Linked DNA regions of Mus musculus: all the other regions are linked to region 2. A link is a loop called in an ENCODE intact Hi-C map of the cell type or tissue named here. Cell type or tissue: left cerebral cortex. All regions are shown on one strand. Region 1 overlaps Zbtb20 (zinc finger and BTB domain containing 20). Region 2 overlaps 4932412D23Rik (RIKEN cDNA 4932412D23 gene). Region 3 overlaps Zbtb20 (zinc finger and BTB domain containing 20).

The links. A loop is a pair of places that touch in the nucleus more often than their neighbours do. Peaks named below come from ENCODE experiments on the same cell type or tissue, not always from the same donor. Only the 100,000 strongest peaks of a DNase experiment are listed, where the experiment ranks them.
Region 1: a loop joins it to region 2, with 4 times the contacts of the local background. A loop is called at or near these places in 17 of 42 quality-filtered maps.
Region 3: a loop joins it to region 2, with 3 times the contacts of the local background. A loop is called at or near these places in 10 of 42 quality-filtered maps.

Annotation. Positions count from the first base shown.
Region 1 is chr16:43,167,453-43,169,952 of GRCm38, reverse strand. All of the region lies in intron 2 of Zbtb20 (zinc finger and BTB domain containing 20), which reads right to left. Among named protein-coding and RNA genes, the nearest start is that of Gm25873, 42 kb to the right of the region's middle. In left cerebral cortex, a CTCF peak has its summit at 1,300; a DNase peak (open chromatin) is centred at 1,266; H3K27ac peaks cover 181 bases.
Region 2 is chr16:42,834,679-42,837,178 of GRCm38, reverse strand. The region is part of intron 1 of 4932412D23Rik (RIKEN cDNA 4932412D23 gene); the gene reads left to right. Among named protein-coding and RNA genes, the nearest start is that of 4932412D23Rik, 40 kb to the left of the region's middle. In left cerebral cortex, a CTCF peak has its summit at 1,044 (motif pointing left); no DNase peak of the experiment used is centred here.
Region 3 is chr16:43,591,600-43,594,099 of GRCm38, reverse strand. The region is part of intron 9 of Zbtb20 (zinc finger and BTB domain containing 20); the gene reads right to left. Among named protein-coding and RNA genes, the nearest start is that of Mir568, 48 kb to the left of the region's middle. In left cerebral cortex, a CTCF peak has its summit at 1,083; a DNase peak (open chromatin) is centred at 1,094; H3K27ac peaks cover 624 bases.

The DNA of each region.
Region 1 (2,500 bases), 330 kb before region 2:
TTAATGAATGCCAACAGCTTTCCCCATTACTTTTAAAATTTGATTATATAATACTTCTGTGAACACTAACAGATAAAACTATCAGAACACATGAATCAGAAGCAGAGTCTCACAGGAACAGTTTCTAGTAATTCTAGAATATTAATCTGACTGAAGGGTCAGTCACAAGTAAACAGTGTGGCACAGTGTTTCTAGAATAAAGAGATCTCATTACATAACCATGGATTTATCTCCTGTCTGGAAGCAACCCAGAAAGTAACTTATTCCCTTATACAAGAGTGGAGACAGAGTAAGAGAGGGACTAGTAAGACACACACTTTCACTCTAAGCATGAAGAATTGTCCAAAATCAGTGAGAATGAGCGTATGTGATCACATTACAGCCTCTTTAATAATGGGGCTATTGTAGCATATGGACACTAAAATGAGCACAAGGAGTCTCTGTTGTGCCCAATACTGCCATTATCCACTTGAACCATCTTGCCAAGTTGCTTAACATTTAGGTACACCAGGGCTTTGCTTCTGTTTGTCTGAAGTGGAAAGATCTAGATCTCTAAGTTCCCTTCCAACGGTGGCACTTTATGTCAACTTGTTTATAAATTCAAGTAATAATTAACCTTGTATCAATTGTTATATAACAGTTACTAATCTAAGTGAATGACATATTCACAGCTCAAACTAACACAGTTAAGACAGTCTCTTTATATTCATCTTTCTAAAATACAAGAGTACATATATAATTATATTTACTCATTCTTTACATTTTAGAAGTATTTATTTTTCAATGCTCATCAATTATTTATAAAATTCAATTTAATCATTAAATAAATGTATATGGTATACTCTGGTCAAATCTAGAGTTTTGTTATCTACTCCTCACATGGTCGTCATCCCCCCAAATCACCTTAATAACCTTGGCCATATTCCTCATATTGGAAATACAAAAATGCTCCTGGCTGTATTATAGCAGATCTCAGAGTACAAATGATTTACAGACTTCTATTGCTTATGTTCCCTTAACTAGTTCTGAAAACCATTTTAACAGACAATAAAGTTAGTTGGCCATTGACTGGTCTTTTATGAGTGAAAACAAAGCCATGAGAACGATGGACCCCAGGTCCTAGCCCTTTCACTCGGAGACACTTTCCAAGCTTGCCGCCTTCGCTGGGATCTGCTGATCACTAAGGCCAGACAGTAGGAAGCCAGGGTGCACACACTGGAAAATTAAAGGTCATTAGAAAGGGATGGTGAAGGTCAAGAGGAAGTCCCTAGGCCTATCACAAAAGTCTCACTAGAGGGTGCTCTTGGGCTTTTATGAGTTCTCCAGTCTTCAAAAATAAAATCAAGTATTGCTTGGAGAACATAGTCTGCTTCAGCATAAATTGGACTCCATTATGGAATCCAGATCTTCTACTTCAATACAGATATAAAGATGTAAAAAAAACCCAAACCTTTCACTTGTAGTCATCTTGTTCTATGGGTTGTATACATAAGATTTCAGAAGATCTTTGGGGTCTCCAGGTCGACATTCCAGTAACACTGAACATATACTCAAAATCCCTTTTTACTTTCTTTTTCTTTTTTTTCATTTACTTATTTATTCATTTTACATACCGATGACATTTTTAACAGCTGTTTTTTTTAAAAATGATATTAGTAGTCTGTGTGTGCGGATGCTGTGTCCAACACCAACAAAAAAAGGTGGCTGGAGAGACAGCTGTGGGTGCTGGGAACCAAACCCTTATATTTTTGGTTGTGAGCCTAGCCTTTAAAGGCTGAGCCATCTCTCCAGCCCATCAATATTTCTTGACTCTTCTTTACATATAAAATAATTTTATGGTTTTTATATATCACAATAAATTTTAAAATCTACTGCTTGTGCTAGAATTTGTCTATAGATATGGTCTTGCATTTTTGAATTTTAATATTTATATTATCATTCTAATGATTCCTTCTTTCAATAGAGCATATAATTTCCCAACCTGTATTGAGAAAATAGAAATGGTTTATTACTATGTTGCATATTTTTAACATTTATTATATTTATTATATTAGGAAGGACAAAATGGTTTTATCTTTACACATTAAAAAGTAGAAATGGCATGTACAAGATCATGATTTCTCTAAAGACCTAAACTGACTAGATGAGTACTTTATCATTGTGAAATAAGGATTCTCTGCTCTGCTTCCAGTCATTCTGGTACCTGCAAAACTTGTCACACACACTGTCAGATATGGTAGCTTTAGCATCTTTAGGTTTGGCAGTGGAACTCAGAAGACGATTTGGATTACAAAGATTTGCCAGAACTTCCAATTTAGCTAAACTTAACGATTCATTACCCCTTACCTGAATTATGCTCATGAGTTTCTCTTTAAAATCTATCTGCTTGAATATTTTTGACAAAAAATTTCAAGGTTATATAGTAGCCATTTATAATGCATGAATCAGTTTAAAATGTTAAATTCTCCATTTGATATCAGATGCATCTGTACTCTACGGA
Region 2 (2,500 bases):
ATCTATTACTTCACAAATTGTCTCTTTAGAAAATATTGCAAGTTCATGTTATGATATCTGTTCTACCTGTTTAAAGACTATTTTAGAAATAAACCAACAGAGGCCAGGAGAGATGACTCAGTCATTCCAAGAACTTGCTGCTCTTCCAGAGGTCCTGGCTTCCATTCTCAGTACCCACATCAGGTAGTTCAAAACCACCTGTAACTCCACTTTCAGAGAGTCCAATGCTCCCTTCTGAATACCAATACTTATGTGGCACATATCCACAGACTCAGACACTCACACAAGCATACACACACGCATGAGCACACACACACACACACACTATACACACAAAGATAATAAACAAACAAATAGCTGCAGAAATGATGATATGGCCTAGAGTATGGTTTCCAGGGTAAAATCTGTACCTGGAACCAACAACATCAGCACCACTTAGAAACTTACTAGTGATACATATCTTCAAGTCCTTTCAGAGACCTGCCTAATCACATGCTCTGGAGAACTGACTGCACTATCTGAAATTTAAAATATCCTGTTGATTCAGATTCACAAGCAAGTTCAGGACGTTCTGGCCAAGAGCAGGGGTAAGATAAATACCAGAGTCCAAAGACTAAACCTGCCCACATATTATCTGTGTGTTTTTGAACCATCATAGTAATAGATAGTTTTGATAAACACAGTAAGTCTCATAGAATGTAAACATTTACTAATTGACTACATAAAATATTTGCAAACCCTTATTCTATAGAATGGAGGATCCTTTAGGTTATGTGTTTCCTTACCATTGGAGATACAAAGAATATCTTGAGAATTTACACTTTGACCAGTGCAATTTGATGAAGTGTCTGTGAAATTGAAGTTCAATTAAATATATTAGTGGGAGTTTCACTAATGATGAAATTTTGTAGGGAATATATGTTGACTATTCTTATGTACTCATCGTATTTCAGAAACAAACATTAAATAAAACTATTCTTATAAATGAAAATGGATCACAGAGAGTTCGTTTATCTTGCACTGAGACAAAATAAATCTAAAGGGTTCCACCTGCTGGCAGAAATAAAAAATTACTCTAACATAAAATCTACATTTAAAAGATTGTCTGGTTTAACAGAAATGATAATTTTGGAACTTTAAATAATAAAAAAGACAAGTATGCGGTCCATTTGTTTTTTAAAAAACAGCAATTTTAAAGAAAGAATAATCCGGCATTAACTAGGGAAGCAGATAACCCGGCCTGATCAGAGGCACAAGTCCCTTCCGGTCCACTCCAGCACCGGGATGCCTTGCCTGCGGAGTCTCCGGACACCCGCAAGGACGCACACAGGATCCCCCTCGGGATCCTAAGACCTCTGGTGAGTGGAACACAGCGTCTGCTCCAATCCAATCGCGGGACCTGAGACTGCATTAACTAGGGAAGCAGCTAACCCAGCCTGATCAGGGGCACAAATCCCTTCCGGTCCTCCCCAGCACTGGGGTGCCTTGCCTACAGAGTCTCTGGACACCCGCAAGGACCCACCAGGATCCCCCTCCGAATCCTAAGACCTCTGGTGAGTGGAACACAGCATCTGCTCCAATCCAATCGCACAGGACCTCAAACTGCATTAACTAGGGAAACAGATAACCAGGCCTGATCAGGGGCATAAGTCCCTTCTGGTCCACTCCAGCACCGGGGTTCCTTGCGCGCAGAGTTTCCGGACATCCCCAAGGTCCTCACAGGTCCCTCCACGGAATCTTAAGACCTCTGGTGAGTGGAACACAACCTCTTCCAGGAGGGAGGTTGGAACACCAGATATCTGGGTATCTTCCCTGCAAGAAGAGAGCTTGCCTGCAGAGAATACTCTGACCACTGAAGCTAAGGAGAGAGCTAATCTCCCAGGTCTGCTGATAGAGGCTAACAGAGTCACCTGAGGAACAAGCTCTAACCAGAGACAACTATAACAACTACCTTCAGAGATTACCAGATGGCGAAAGGCAAACGTCAGAATCCTAACAGAAATCAAGACCACTCACCATCATCAGAATGCAGCACTCCCGCCCCACCTAGTCCTGGGCACCCCAACACACCTGAAAAGCAAGACCCGGATTTAAAAGCATATCTCATGATGATGGTAGAGGACATCAAGAAAGATTTTAATAACTCACTTAAAGAAATACAGCAGAACAGAGCTAAACAGTTAGAAGACCTTAAAGAGGAAACACAAAAACTCCTTAAATAATTGCAGGAAAACACGAACAAACAGGTGATGGAATTGAATAAAACCATCCAAGACATAAAAAGGGAAGTAGACACAATAAAGAAAACCCAAAGTGAGGCAACGCTGGGGATAGAAATCCTAGGGAAGAAATCTGGAACCATAGATGCAAGCATCAGCAACAGAATACAAGAGATGGAAGAGAGAATCTCAGGTGCAGAAGATTCCATAGAGAACATCGGCACAACAATCAAAGAAAATACAAAACACAAAAAGATCCTAAATCAAAACATCCAGGAAAT
Region 3 (2,500 bases), 760 kb before region 2:
GTGATCCGAGGGACTCAGGCTCCATGTTGAGGGCATCTATAACCACAGAGAGTGGAGTAGTTCCTAGAAGCCAAAAGGATCAGAGAGTCAAGCAATGCCAACTACAAAGCTCACTATGGACCAAGGATGTGACCCCTTCCCTAGATTTCCCATGTCTTGTACAAATCTGGGGAGGGGAAGACAGTCTTGAGACTTCATTAGGTTTCTATATAAACTGGTCACCCAGGAGTCTTAGGTTTAATTTTCTTAAGAAAAACAAGGAAATGGTTCACATATTTGAATGTTTAAGAATATAGCTGTACTTTACACACATACTAGATAGTTTATAATGACAGTAAGTTAATGCCTTCCCCATTTTCCCTTGTGCCTGTCTTACAGCCATAAGACAGCTCTACCTTACCTACTGCAAATACAAGTACAACTCTAACTGTAACTGAAAGAACACAGGTTGCTAACTGGATCCCTGACACTGTCCCACACATTCCCCCAAAGGGGTAGGTGTTCTCTTTGGTTACTTCTCCATAACAGACACTGTACAGACACTGCTGAGAATAAGTGGAGCTCAGGGCTCATTTGCTCTGAGGTGAGCCTACCCGTTGTTCCAGGAGGTCCTTCTAGTCCCTGGTGGCCCACATCTGTTCTTCCTCTTGGGTTTTGTTTTTAATTTCCTTACTCTCTCATTAGTTAATAACCATGGCTCTGTCTTCACCATGAACTTATGGTTTATGAACTTACCTCACTTCTTTTAAACCACACTCATCTGTTTATTATTTCTGATCTCTGTTAAGTTATTCTCAACTTCCTGACTTCATCTGTCCTAAGAAATATTCTACTAGGCCCTTCTGCCACTGACGATTCAGTGGATGCCAAAGATGGCGAGCCACGTTTATATGAAAGGGAAAGAGACACCTAGTCTGGAAAGTGAGGTAGAAAATTATCAGGCTCCACTCTTGCCTGACCCAGGGAAACCAGTGCTTGGTAGTAGATGCTAGAAGCTATCTATCAATGGGTGCTGACAACAGCTCTTTATATTTATGTTAACAGTGTCGGGGATTGTTTAGAATATTTTCACTTGCTGGCCACTGGGTGTCCTCATTTACAAAGTAAATATGCAACATTTAGTGCAGGTCACCAGGGAGAATAAAAGCCACTAGTCTTCTCTTTGGCTTTTCACATACTGGGTCTAAATTTATTGCTAAACTCACAACCAGGTTGTATATTAGTAATGTTTAAAAGTTTTCAGGTCAAACTGTTAAAAGTTTTTAAACCAAAAACAAGTTATTCAGTGTCCAGACAGGAATTTAAAAGGCTGTTTCTTCACAGAAGGGACTGTGATGCAGCCATTAGAATGAGCCCTTATTCCTCTGAAAACTGGCATGAGACTGTGACTATCTGCAGAGATCCAGCATAGAGAAGCAGAGAAGATCTTAATTTATTCTCAAAAAGAGAGAGAGAAAATACCAAATATCTCTATGGGATATTTGTTAGATTCTTCTTCTTTTTTTTATCTTGACTTTTCTGAAAAGTAATTAAAAATAATAATGAGAAAGATAAAATATGTCCTTTGTCTGAGAAGCCCAAAATAATGTAAAAAATAGCACAACGTGCTGGGTCAGCATCATGACTATTAATCATTTCACATTTGAAGCCAGAGAACAGAGTCGGGCCTTTGTGGACCAGTTATTTCATCTATAAATGAAGATGTTTATGCTCCATGGGGTTGTCTTGGGAGAAGCCAAGCAGAGTCCTAAGGCACACTGGGCTCCTGGGATGAGAGACTGCATATGAGAGGGGCTGAGGACATTAATAACATTCTGTGGTTGCATCACAGCTGTGGATGACTTCGCTCTGATGGCAGATACGAATCAAGGCCAAAGCTTGTACAGCCAACAAATATTTCCTGGCTTGGTCATTCTAGGGCTCTGAGGTCGACATGCTCTTGCAACCACTTTCTATGCGTGCTGATCTGATTTTCTGCTTTTCCACAACTCTCCCTGTCTCCTCACTTTGCTTATAGTAATGAAGGAATTCTTTCCTTTTCACGCCAGAAAATATTTCTGCCCTACAATCCTGCTAACTCCTCAAAGTGGAGACAGAGCTACTATTAAGAGTAGAAGGGGACTTGCCTTCAAATGTCATACTTGGCTAATTAGCTAATCTTTCTCAAAAGTAAACTTCGCTGGGATAATTTTTTCACTAGTGTACATCTCTGCTTAATTATTATTCTTTGGCATGTCATTTTGGTATATAAATTATCAACATGATCCTGTGCCATAACTGGTAATTTATACAGATAATATCAGGGAAAGAGGAAGCTCTCTGAGCTATTCACTGCTTTTCAGAGATAGATGGTCTTGCCTTTGCTGGCTTTGCTTACCAGGGTTTTTGCTTGTAAAAGACCACCCACTCCTGCTGCCAGGACAGCAATCTATGGCTCTTAATCAATAGTTAAGTGCACAACAATGCACAATAGCTGGGTCACTCTCATCCTGTGACTGTA